Regions from separate parts of the Mus musculus genome. Here region 2 is linked to region 1. A link is a loop called in an ENCODE intact Hi-C map of the cell type or tissue named here. Cell type or tissue: gastrocnemius. All regions are shown on one strand. Links, peaks and the distances in the headings refer to the core of each region. The heading gives the core; the rest is flanking DNA.

Region 1 (6,330 bases), core at 1,039-5,038:
GATGGTCTTTCCTTCACTCTCTGTTCCACTCATTGTCCCTGTATTTCCTTTAGACAGGAGCAATTTTGGGTTAAAATTTTGGGGATGGACGGGTGGCCCTATCCCTCAACCAGGGGTCCATGCCTAACCTCTGGATATAGTCTCAACAGGTTCTCCTTCCCGTTTGTGGGGTATTTCAGCTAATGTCATCCCCATGGGGTCCTGGGAGGCTCTTGCTTTCCTGGCATCTGGGACTTTCTGGTTGTTACCCCCAGTTCCCCATCCCCCATTGCTACACACCTCTGTTCAATTTCCTGACCCTCTGTACATCTTCATCTCCTCCCTTACCTGATTCTGCCCCTCTTTCCCCCTAAGTCCCTCCCACCCTCTATTTCCCTTGATTATATTGTTCCTCCTTCAAAGTAGGACTGAAGCATCCACTCTTTGGTCTTCCTCTTGAGCTTCATGTGGCCCTTGAGTTTTATTGTGGGTATTCCACACTCTTTGCTTAATATCCACTTATCAGTGAGTACCTACCATATGTGTTCTTTTGTTACTGAGTTACCTCACTCGGGATGTTATTTTCTTGATCTATCTATTTGCCTGCAAATTTTGTAAAGTCATTGTTTTTAGTAGTGGTGTAGTACTCCATTGTGTAAGTGTACCACATTTTCTGTATCCATTCCACTGTTGAGGGACATCTGGTTTCTTTCCAGCTTTTGGCATGACTTTAGACAGATTTTATACACACACACACACACACACACACACACACACATATATATATGTGTGCAGTTCAGGATATAGAAATCTCAGCTACTTACTTCTCCAGCACCATGTCTGCCTGCATGCCACCATGCTACCCACAGTGATGTTAATGGACGAACCTCTGAAACCATAAGCCAGTGCCAGTTAAATGTTTTCTTTTATAAGAGTTGTCTTGGTGGCCATGGTGTCTCTTCACAGCAATAGAACAGTGACTAAGGCACCCAGTTACACTGCTACAGTGACAACAGAACAGTGACTAAGGCACATGGGTCTACAATTCTAGCACTTGAGAATCTTGAAAAGTGTGGGTAGGAGATTTAGAGTTTGAGTTCAGCCTGGGCTACTTAGAAAAACCGTTCCAGCAGGGAAGAAAGGGGAAAAGCTGGGCATGGTCTTCACACTTGTAATCTTAGCACTTGGGAGGTAGAGACAAGAGGATCAGGAGTTCAAGGCCAGCTTCAGCTACATTGTGAGTTGGAGGCCAGCCTGGGCTACATGAGACCTTGCTTAGAAAGAAAAGAAAGAGAAGAAAAAAGAAAGGAGAGAGAGAGAGAGAGAGAGAGAGAGAGAGAGAGAGAGAGAGAGAGAGAGGCCAGCTAGAGAAGACTCTGTGTTAAGAGCTCTTGCTTCCAGAGGATCTGATAAGTTTCGTTTCCTGCACCCACATGGTGGCTGACAACTGTGACAGGTCTGAGACCTTAGTACAACTGACTCCACGGTCAGTTATTTCCTGTTCTCGTTAACTGAAGTGTGTCAGCCCAGGACATGGTTTTTGGGCTTAAGAGCTCGCCCTGAGCAAGGTTTAGAGCTACACTGGGATCCCAAACACTGAGTGTGGTTACCAGCTGGCTAAGAGAGACTTTTCATTGGCTGAAGCCCATATCCAAGCAGTCTTCTCTGGCGGATGCCCCACAACAGCAACAATCTATTATTCTAGGTGGAGATGATCTGTCTTCTTCTGGCCAACATGGGCACCATGCATAGGTGGTACACACACAGAAAGGCAAAACATTCATACACATAAAATAAAAAATAAATAGTTCTCATACACATAAAATAAAAATAAATGGCTCTTGAAAAAGAAAAAAAAAGGATAAAGGAAAAGCAGAGGAAGGGTGTGGCTTAGTGATGTTATACATAATACTTGCTTATCACCCATGAGGCTCTACATTCCATTATTGGTACTAGGAAAAATATAAGTTTTCTAACTTCATACTCACAAAAATTTTGTGAGAATGACAGTGAATGCCATTAATTTGTTTGGCATTCCAAAAGTACTTAATAGGCAGTGCTCAATAAATAATTCAGATTTAATTATGAAATATTAAACATAAACACTCAGGCCATATAGTGCACACACACCCTTTTTCCCCCTCCTTCCTTCTTCCTGGATTGAACATATAACTGATGGAATCAGAGAAGCCACTGTGGACTATGGGGGTGGCTTTGATAGAAACTGCATGAAGTGGAGTAGAAAGATAGACTTTGGGTTTCTAATGAAACCAGGAAATTATCTTAGCAATTAGATAGTTTATCTCCAAAATCCCCCCCCCCCACGACAAGTTTCTACTGTAGCTCTGACTGGAATTCTCTATGTAGACCAGGTTGGCCCTGAACTGTCAGAGATCCTTCAGCCGCTGCCTTCCAAGTGCTGGGATTAAAGGAATACACCAGCACACCTGGCTCAAATGCTTCTTATCTAGGAAATGTGTTTTTAAAAGATCACAGTACATGGCTTGGATGGCTTTGAACTCACTAAGTAGCCCAGGCTGGACTCAAATTCTTAATTCTCCTTCCTCAGCATCCAAAATACTGGCGTTACAGGTAAGTGCCACCATGCCTATTTGAAACATTACTTTCTTTTTTTTTTTTTTTTTAAAGATTTATTTATTTATTATATGTAAGTACACTGTAGCTGTCTTCAGACACTCCAGAAGAGGGAGTCAGATCTCGTTACGGATGGTTGTGAGCCACCATGTGGTTGCTGGGATTTGAACTCCTGACCTTCGGAAGAGCAGTCGGGTGCTCTTACCCGCTGAGCCATCTCACCAGCCCGAAACATTACTTTCTTAATCCTCTTCATTTTTCTTTTCTTTTCTGCTTCGTGTACTGAGTCTAATTTTGCTGACCTTCAAGCACTGAGCTAAGTGATGGGCAGAGAACAATGTTAGTCATGGAAAATTTTTTACTAGGCAGTTGGAGTCAAAGTGGGGAGACATCTGAGAAAATCTCCTTTCTTTGAAACTGGATCTCGGATAGCGCATGCTGCTCTGGAAGTAGACACAGAGAGACAAGAGTGACCCTGAACTCCTTATTCTCTTTGCTGGCTTGGAGATTTTCTTTCCTTGATACAAAATAGTAGAAGGCTGCTGAGGCCCTCTCTTCTGCTTCTGGACACTGTCCTAAAGATAAGATAGTTCAGTTTCAGTAGCTGTCTGCTGAGCTTGTGAGAAGCTAGTCTGATGGCCCAGCTAATGCCTGGTGATAGCAGAATATGGAGAAAGAACCTGGGTCGTGGTGGAAGCTACAGATCTGCTACTAAATTAATGGACCCGGAACCTGCCAAGTACTGGCTCTTGTAAATCAGGGATTAAAACGTCCTTCCATTTCTGAGCCCTCTGCAGCTGGACTTTAGACAATTTGTAGCAAACTTCTGAGTAGAGTTGTGGAGGTTAAGGTCCAAAGTGTGGCCACAGAGTAAAAGGCTGAAGTAAAGGTGAAGGTCATGGATTGTCAGGAGGTGAGGAGTGGAGAGGCCAAGGTAGGGTGTGGACAACCTCATGAGATGACAATTGTCCAAGGAGATGGCTTAGGAGGGATAAGAAGAGCACAGGGCAGCAGGCAGTGAATGGGGGAGGTCAAGTCAGGGAAGCAGCAGGGCACTGGATAGTACAGAGCTTAAAGAACTGCTGTTGTGATGGGAAGAGGGACTAGATAACAGTCAGGACGGCTTTGCTTCTGGAGAGTGAAAAGCAGCTGCAGTCAGGTAAAATGAGGCCCATCTACCATCCCAGCTAAGCAGCTGCCGGAGACAGGAGAATATGAGCTCCCAGCCAGGCAGAGCTCTGTAGGGCAATGCTGCCTCACAAAGCCCAAACAACAGCAACCTGGGCGTGGCCAGTGCTCCTGTAACCCTAGTTTGGAGCATGGGGAGCCAGAAGGTCTCTGGTGCTCACTGATTGCCAGTTGAGCCCCAGACTGGAAGAGAGCCAAGCAAAGTGCGCCACCACGCCCGGCACCACGTCTCAAGAGAATAGAGTGACAACTGGTAGTGGAAGATAGATTTCTTTCTTTGGTCTCCTGCGAGCGTGCACACACACACACAAACAAAACAAAAATTCCATAAAATAAAGCAATCCTGCCACGTAGATCTCTCTCGTTTTGGAAGACCTGGTTCTGGCACTCTTTCTAGCTTTAGTGTTTCCGAGTGTTTGCCTTTTTCTTGTCACCTTATGGAGAGCCTCATGTATACAGGATTTGAGCTTTTGGTCTGATAAACATGCTGTAGGTATCTTTTCTCCATCCATGGCTTCCTTCTCACTTTTACACAAACACTTGTTAATCCTACATCCTTTCCTACAGGTGACAGGTAACATTGTTTGCACTGTTTTCCTCCTTCCGGGTTTCAGGGTGCACGCAGCCGCACTAAGTTGGCACTCTCAAAGTACAAGGCTTTTTTTTTTTTTTTAAAGATTTATTTTTATGGGGCTGGGGAGATGGCTCAGATGTTAAGTGCATTAACTGTTCTTCCAGAGGACCTGGGTTCAATTCCCAGCACCCACATGGTGGCTCACAGCTGTCTATAACTCCAGTTCTAGAGGATCTGACACCCTCACACAGACACACATGTAGGCAAAACACCAGCGCATATAAAATAAGAATAACTATATCATCTAAAAATATTTATTTTAGCCAGGTGTGGTGGTGCACACCTTTAGACCCAACACTTGGGAGGCAGAGACAGGTGGATCTCTGTGAGTTTGAGGCCAGCCTGGTCACAAAGCAAGTTCAGGATAGCCAGGGCTAGTCACACTGAGAAACCCTGTCTTGAACCTACCCACCTCCCTATCCCCCACATTTTATGTATATGAATTGGTTTTTTATGTTTGTTTTTTGTTCCTGTTTTTGTCTTTTGGTATGTATGTATGTATGTATGTATGTATGTATGTATGTATGTATGTGTACCACTTGTGTGCTTGGTGCCAATGGAGGTCAGGAGAGGGCATCATACCCCCATCCCCCAGAGATTCAGATGGTGTGAGCCACCATGAAGGGCCTAGGAACCCAAGCCAGGGCTTTTGGAAGATCAGCCAGTGCTCTTAACTGCAGAGCCATCTCCGCAGTGCCTGCAGTGCTGGATTTTGAACTCCTTGATCTCCTTTGCCACCAGAGCAGGTTTCACAGAGCACTCTGGCCCTCTGGGTGGATGAGGTCATGCAGTGCAGCTTGGCCACCGTATGCTGATCCAGAAAAGGTTGGTGGGTCTGGGGACCAAGCTCTGGGTGCTCTGGGATGCATAGCTGCCACCTTTCTTTTTTTTTGTTTTGTTTTGTTTGTTTGTTTGAGACAGGGTTTCTCTGTATAGCCCTCGCTGTCCTGGAATTCACTCTGTGGAGCCTCAAACTCAGAAATCCACCTGCCTCTGCCTCCCGAGTGCTGGGATTAAAGGCGTGCGCCACCACGCCCAGCAGCTGCCACCTTTTTTTTTTTTTTTAAGATTTATTTATTTATTATATGTAAGTACACTGTAGCTGTCTTCAGACACACCAGAAGAGGGCATCAGATCTCATTACGGATGGTTGTGAGCCACCATGTGGTTGTTGGGAATTGAACTCAGGACCTCTGAAAGAGCAATCAGTGCTCTTAGCCACTGAGCCATCTCTCTCCAGCCCCGCTGCCACCTTTTAATGGGCCCTCAGACTTGTATCCCCAACACTGGAGTATCCCCCACCCTGGAGCACAGGTGGGATCAACGTGCAGAGTTGGCCTAGAGTGCCACCATCTTAGCCCTCAGACAACCTTTTCAGGGTGGTTTCCTGTTTCCTTGCTTGAGTGAGGCAGATGGCTACCTTTGCTAAACAGAGCAATGCTGAGCCTATTGCTTTTTTTTAGCCTTCTCCTATGGTGCCTAATAGAGGCTCTGTACTCAACAGAAGCTCAGAGAGTCCCAGAAACAGGGCCATCAAGATGTGTGCATTTACCCCTTACAAACCTGACAACCTGAGTTCAAGTCCTGCAACGGAAAAGTTGTCCTCTGATCTGCACTTCTTCACAGCCCTGCTATAAATAAATAATTTTTAAAAAACTCTCTACTGAGGGGTTTCATGGGACTGCTCTTGATAATAATAACTCAAAATGGAACACCAAGTATGGATGTGGCAGGAACAAACTTATATTCATCATTTCCTTCACTCTATTCAATAACACTAGGAGTTTACACTGCTGTCCTTTATCTAACGGTGGAAACACCCTCACAGGATTCACCTCTGCTTTAGAGCTGGAAAAATGACCGTGGCAGATTAAATGGCTCCCGAAAGATGTATTCACATCCAGGCTAGCATGTGCTAGAAAGATAAGTAAACA
Region 2 (6,330 bases), core at 967-4,966, 51 kb before region 1:
ACAATGAATTCTGGGCCAGCCCTGTCTCATAAAAATAAATAAAATAAATAATAAAGACAAAAGAAAAATGTCAAATCTACGGCTTTTAGTAGCTCAGTTACCTCATACATGGCAATGTACTATTATATATGTTGATATGTGGTTTTATGATTTGATTAAAATAAACTCATGTATCCTTTCTACTTAGAAGCAGGTCATTCAGAATAACTTGAATCCATGTCTATATTTCACAATTTATTTTTCTAATCTTGAAAACGTTTTAACTTTTACAACCACTACATCTGTGGCTTTTCCTGAAACCTCAAGTAATATTTCAGTTGATTAAAAAGTATTTGAAGCTGGGTGTGGTGTCGCACGCCTTTGATCCCAGCACTCAGGAGGCAGAGGCAGGCGGATTTCTGAGTTCGAGGCCAGCCTGGTCTACAAAGTGAGTTCCAGGACAGCCAGGGCTACACAGAGAAACCCTGTCTCGGAAAAACCAAAAAAAAAAAAAAAAAAAAAAAAGTATTTGAGCCGGGCAGTGGTGGAGAATGCCTTTAATCCCAGCACTTGGGAGGCAGAGGCAGGAGGATTTCTGAGTTCAAGGTCAGCCTGGTCTACAGAGTGAGTTCCAGGGACAGCCAATGCTATACAGAGAAACCCTGTCTTGAAAAACAAAAAACAAAAATAAAAACAAACAAACAAAATGTAAAACATATAAAATATTTTGAAGTTTGTATATATTGTAGAACTTCTAAACTAGGCTAAATAGCAGACGGATAATCTCACCTACTGTGGTAGTGTGTGTGTGTGTGTGTGTGTGTTTGTGTGTGTGTGTATGGTGTGTATGGTGTGTGTATGCGCGCGCGAGCGTGCGCTTGCGCAGGGCGTGCACAGAACAAACCTTTAAAGGCAGGCATGGTGGCTAGCAATGGTTTTACTCTATTGTACACTTAAAAGCATGTACTCTTTAATCCCAGCACTCAGGAGGCAAAGGCAGGCTGATCTCTGAGTTCAAGGCCAGCCTAGTCTAAAGAGATGAGTTCCAGGACAGCCAGGACTACACAGAGAAACCCTGCGTCAGAGAGGAAAAAGAACAAACAAACCTTAGTTTCAGTTGAGGGTACTGTTCAGTTGGTAGAATATATGCCAAAGTGCCTGATACCCTGGGTTGAATCCCCAGCACTACATAAATCAGATGTGGTGGCACATTCCTATAATCTCAGCACTCAGATACAGGAGGATCAGAAGTTCAAGTCATAGAGAATTTGAGGCCAACATGGGCTGCATGAAACCATTAAAACAAAACAAAACAAAACAAAACAAAACAAAACAAAACAAAACAAAACCAAAAAAAACCCTCCTGGACCTACTGGGTCCTGCAGTGCAGACCTGTAATCAATCCTAAATCTCACGAGACTGGTGGATCTAAAATTCAAGGTTAGCCTGGACTACAAAGTAAGACCCTGTTTTCAGATTTCAAGGGTAGAGTATGGTAGCTCAAGCTTGTAATCACAGAAGGACTGCCATTGAGTAGCTTCCAGCTAGGGCTTCCAAGTTAGACTGGCTCAAAAGGAAAATAAAAGGATGGGGATGCAGCTCAGCAGATATGGCTCCTTCCTGCCTCACATGTAAGAAGCCTGGGTTCAATGCACAGTACCACAAAGTGGTACACATGCTGTAATCCCAGCACTCAGGAAGCAAAGGATTACAAGTTCAAAGTCATGGGGGTTGGTGAGTGGCTCAGGAGGTAAGGCACTTGTCCAAGTCTCACAGCTTGAGTTTACTATTTGGAAGCCATGTAACGAAGGGAGGAAAGAACCAACTCTAAAAGATAAGTCTTCTGACTTCACAAAAGCATGACCCAACCCTTATATAATAATAATAGAAATTTTAAAGTCCAAGGTAATTTTTTGCTATGTGGAGAGGACAAAAGCCCACCTACAACACATGATATGGTCTCAAACAAAACCTAGCAATAATAATGAGCCAACGACTTTCCAAGTTCACAAAGTCTCACTCTAATCTGTCTTTACAGACTTAAATGTTTATCTAGCTCATACAAACACCTAAGTCTACAATGTTCTCCCTAAAAAGAGTAAATGATTTGGCCAAGGTCAAACTGCCAATTTATGAAAACCCCTATCTCTCCAACTCTGAAGCAGTTAACCTCTAAAGAGTGAACCTTTAGCATCCTTTCTAATATCAAGATTGCATTTAAAGCTTTGTCCTTATTTACACTGATAACTAAGGAGTAAATTATTTTATCCAAATGCAAACAGCAGATAAAGGTGCTTGCTGCCAAATCCAACAACCTGAGTCTGATCCCCAAAACTCACAGGGTGTAGAGACCCTACTCCTGCAAGTTGTCCTCTGACCTCCACACATGTACTAAAGCAACATCCCCACCCACCTCAACACATACACACAAATAAATAAATGTAATAAAAAAAAGTTTTGCTGGGTAGCAGTGGCACATGCCTTCAATCCCAGCACTCAGGAGGCAGAGACAGGTAAATCTCTGTAAATTCAAGGCCAGCCTGGTCTACAGAGTGAGTTCCAGGACAGCCAGAGCTATACAGAGAAACCTTGCCTCAAAAAACAAACAAGTTTTCTCTCATAAAATGTGAAACCCAAATAAAACAGTATCTATTTCCTCAAAGAGCAAGTCTATGGCGGGGCTGAATGATGGTTTAGTGGATAAAACACTTATTGTGCACAATCATGAGAAATTGAGTTCAAACCTAAGCACCCACAGAAGAAGCCAAGTATGGCCAAGCCCACAACTCCAGTGTTGTGGGGAGCACAGGCAGGAGGACTGCCAAGGCTTGGCGGCAGCCAACTTAACTCTAAATCTCTGAGAAATCTGTCAGGGGCATATGGTGCAGGGTGATATGACACCTGACTGTCCTCTTCCATTCTAGGCATACACATGTGCACATTCACCATACACATACACACATTGACCATACACATACACACACAAAATACCAGAAAGCAAGCAAGCCACTGTTGGCCTTTCTGTAGGGACTAAGCTCAATATGCTGCTGTTACTATAAATAGTATGGTATGAAAATGCTTCTCTTTTCTGGGGTAGAAAACTATGTCTAAATATTAGGGTAAAGTTTCTAGACGTGGAGAGAAATGGCAAGTTTCTTACTAGTAAATACTGCTTTTTCTTCTTTCTTTTTTCTCTTCCTTTCTTCTCTTGAGAAGGGTCTCATGTAGTCCCAAAGGGCTCAAACTTGCTATATAACTAAAAATGACCATGAATTTCTGATCCTCCTGAGTGCTGGGATCACTATGTTATGCTGTGGGACAAACTAAAGGCTTTGTGAATGCTGGGTGGTCCTCTACTTACACTTCCAGAACCACATCTCATAATTCGTAATATAACCAGGCTGATAATTAGGAATGGTACTTAGAATATATTCAGCTATGTTAAAGAAACCAGGAAACACAAGATAAAAATCATTTCAATGCCATGCAATCTTTTTATGGTATTTCTTATACTGAAGTGTGACTGCAAGTAGTTTTTTCCTGATGCCCCCTCCTTCCCCACCCCAAAAAAAGCCTCACAAAATTCTTAAAGCAGGAGGAATTTTCTATTTGAGTATCCCTTAGGATCTAACACAGCAGCAGCTCAACAATTTAATCCAGCATTGTGTCCAAGTCTGTAACGCCAGCACTGGGAGGAAAAGGCAGAAGGCTCATGAATGCAGGACCAGCATCAGTTACATAGTAACTTAGAGGCCAGCTTGAGGTACATGGGACCCTGTTTCAAAAAATAACAAAACCCACTAACATTTCTATTCTTTGTTTCCTTCAAGTCTTTGTGTCAAAGTTTAAAACAGAAGAAAACATACCTCCACTCTATTGTTTTGTTTATTTATTTATTTATTTATTTATTTATTTATTTATTTATTTATTTATTTATTTATTTTTAAAGACAGAGTCTCTTTAGACCAGGCATAACAGGTTGGCCTCAAACTCAGATATCCAGCTGCCTCTGCTTCTAAGTACTGGGAATAAGGCTGGCTCTAGCTCCTTACTTGTAAAAGCAGTAAATATTAGAAAACCTTATGTTGCTGATACCAGTCAGTCCTATATGGTGATGCTAACAAAGCCCTAAGGAAGTAGTGAGTCAGCACATGAAACACAAAGTATAATAAGAGATTGAACAGGAAGGCATCTGCAACTTCATAGGCAAACCCTCAGTAGACAGGGGTGGGGTGGGGCATCCTTGGAATTCTAGCACTTGGGTCAAGGTCATCCTTAGGTACACAGTGACCTAAGGCCAGTCAGTGTTAGCTATACTACCTTTTTTTTTTTTTTGGAAGGGGTGGGGGGGAGATACAAGACCCTGACAGATTTAAGTCAACTGCAGAAGATTACCTAAGACAAAAACTACAACATAAGTCTCCCAGGTATCTTTCCAAAATGAACTGCTTTGTGAGCTGGGGCAAAATGGATACTTTGAGGAACATTTTAAGATATTTGGAAACAGAAAGTCTTTTACAGTACTGGGAGACTTCTTTATATTTGTCTGATAAGTTAGACCAACATTGAAGGAATAGAAGCTAATTTGCTTCTTTATTGCAGATAACACCTTTTTTATCTACATATTTCGGCTGGGCGTGGTGGCGCACACCTTTGATCCCAGCACTTGGGAGGCAGAGGCAGGTGGATTTCTGAGTTCAAGGCCAGCCTGGTCTAAAAAGTGAGTTCCAGGACAGCCAGGGCTATACAGGGAAACCCTGTCTCAAAAAAAAAAAAAAAATCTACATATTTCATCTTTATGCCTGCACCAATCTGAAACAATGTCTTTGCACTCTAATTACTAATCACCTCTTCTCCCTCTTACAACTTCCTTTACAAATCACACCATTATCCACTTCCTTTTTCTCCATAGGTATCAAAAAGAGCATATTTAAGCAAGCATTTGATTACAGCTGGTGAGGCTCCTTTAAGAAGCCAACCAAGCCTTATTCTGTCTTAGGCATTTATAGGGAGATTAATTAACACAAACTAAATCGAAAGATCACACAAATGAGAAAAGAATAAACATTAATATTCATGGTGGAGACAAAGTATGCTTGAGGGCCAAGAGATGTTGGTGACTGGCAACTAATTGTCTCAAGGGGTTAGGCACTAATCCTCAGGGACCGAGTCTTTCTTTTTCTTTCTTCTTTTTCTGGTGTGTGTCTCTTTTTGAGACAAGATCTTAGGTACTAGTCCAGGCCGCCTCAAACTTGCTCAGTAAACAAGGATAGCCTTGACCTTGACCTTGTGCTTTCGCTGTTTTAGAACTTACTATATAGACTGGCCTTGAACTCACAAAGATCTGCCAGCCTCTGGCTCCCAAGTTCGGGAATTAAAGGCATGTGCCATGATGCCATTCTTTCTTAAAAAAAAAAAAAAATCATTATCATTGTGTGTGTGTGTGTGTGTGTGTGTGTATGAGCGTGGGTAATCAGAGGACAACTTACAGGAGTCAGTTCTCTCTTTCAACCATGGGTTCTAGAAATCTAAACTGAGTCATCAGGCTTGCTCAAACCATTTTTTGCTGCTTCATCTCACTGGTGTGTGTATGTGCGTGTGTGTTTTATGTGTGTATGTGCCCATGTGCTCACTGGTGCATGTGTGGTATATATGTACTTTGTGTACATGACTATAGCATTAACAGATGTAGCCATTAAGTCTGAGGATAATTTTATTATAATTTAAAGGAAAAATCCCAGAACAAGCACGCTGCAAATCTTGGCAGCTGTCAAGAGAAGGAAATGGACCAAGAGGAAGAGAAAACCATGCCACTGAAATCACCATGTTCAGCAGTGGAGGTTAGCATGGGGTATACAAGCAGCACGGCACATGGCTAAGGAGGGGTTATAGTAAGGAGGGGTTAAAACTTCACAGAAGAAAGAGCAAGAGAGGTCAGACTATCAGGAAAGCATGCTCTAGAAAGAAACAGAAGAAAAGGAAAAGGGAAGAGAGGAGGGCACACTAATACAGCTGCATGGCTGTGGCTCCATAAGCAACTGCCCAGGTCTCTCCTCAGTTTTAGACCTTTGTTTTTTGAGACAGGGTCTCTCACGAATCCTAAAGCTCACTGATTCTTCTAGGCTGGCTAACAAATATGCTTCAGAGATCTGTTGCTCTCTGCTCTGCACTCCCCACTGTAGGAGGTATGGATGCGTGCAAGTACTATGCCTGGCTCTTAGGTGGGCTCTGGGGACCCAAACTCAGGTCCTCATGCTTGTGAGGCAGGTACTTTACCAACCAAGCCATTTCCATAGCCCAAAGTTCACTCTTCTAGTGTACCCTGTTATTACTGGAATCTGAAGAGGCTAA

Evidence for each region. Hi-C counts contacts between places; a loop is a spot of excess contacts. Peaks named below come from ENCODE experiments on the same cell type or tissue, not always from the same donor. Only the 100,000 strongest peaks of a DNase experiment are listed, where the experiment ranks them.
Region 2: it touches region 1 in a loop (2.8-fold over the local background); 4 of 42 quality-filtered maps call a loop at or near these places.

Annotation. Positions count from the first base shown.
Region 1 is chr2:155,088,710-155,095,039 of GRCm38, reverse strand. All of the region lies in intron 2 of Gm45609 (a long non-coding RNA gene), which reads right to left. Among named protein-coding and RNA genes, the nearest start is that of 2310005A03Rik, 8.2 kb to the left of the region's middle. In gastrocnemius, for the core only: no CTCF peak of the experiment used is centred there; no DNase peak of the experiment used is centred there; H3K4me3 peaks cover 279 bases.
Region 2 is chr2:155,140,136-155,146,465 of GRCm38, reverse strand. The region is part of intron 2 of Itch (itchy, E3 ubiquitin protein ligase); the gene reads right to left. Among named protein-coding and RNA genes, the nearest start is that of Itch, 9.8 kb to the right of the region's middle. In gastrocnemius, for the core only: no CTCF peak of the experiment used is centred there; a DNase peak (open chromatin) is centred at 2,807.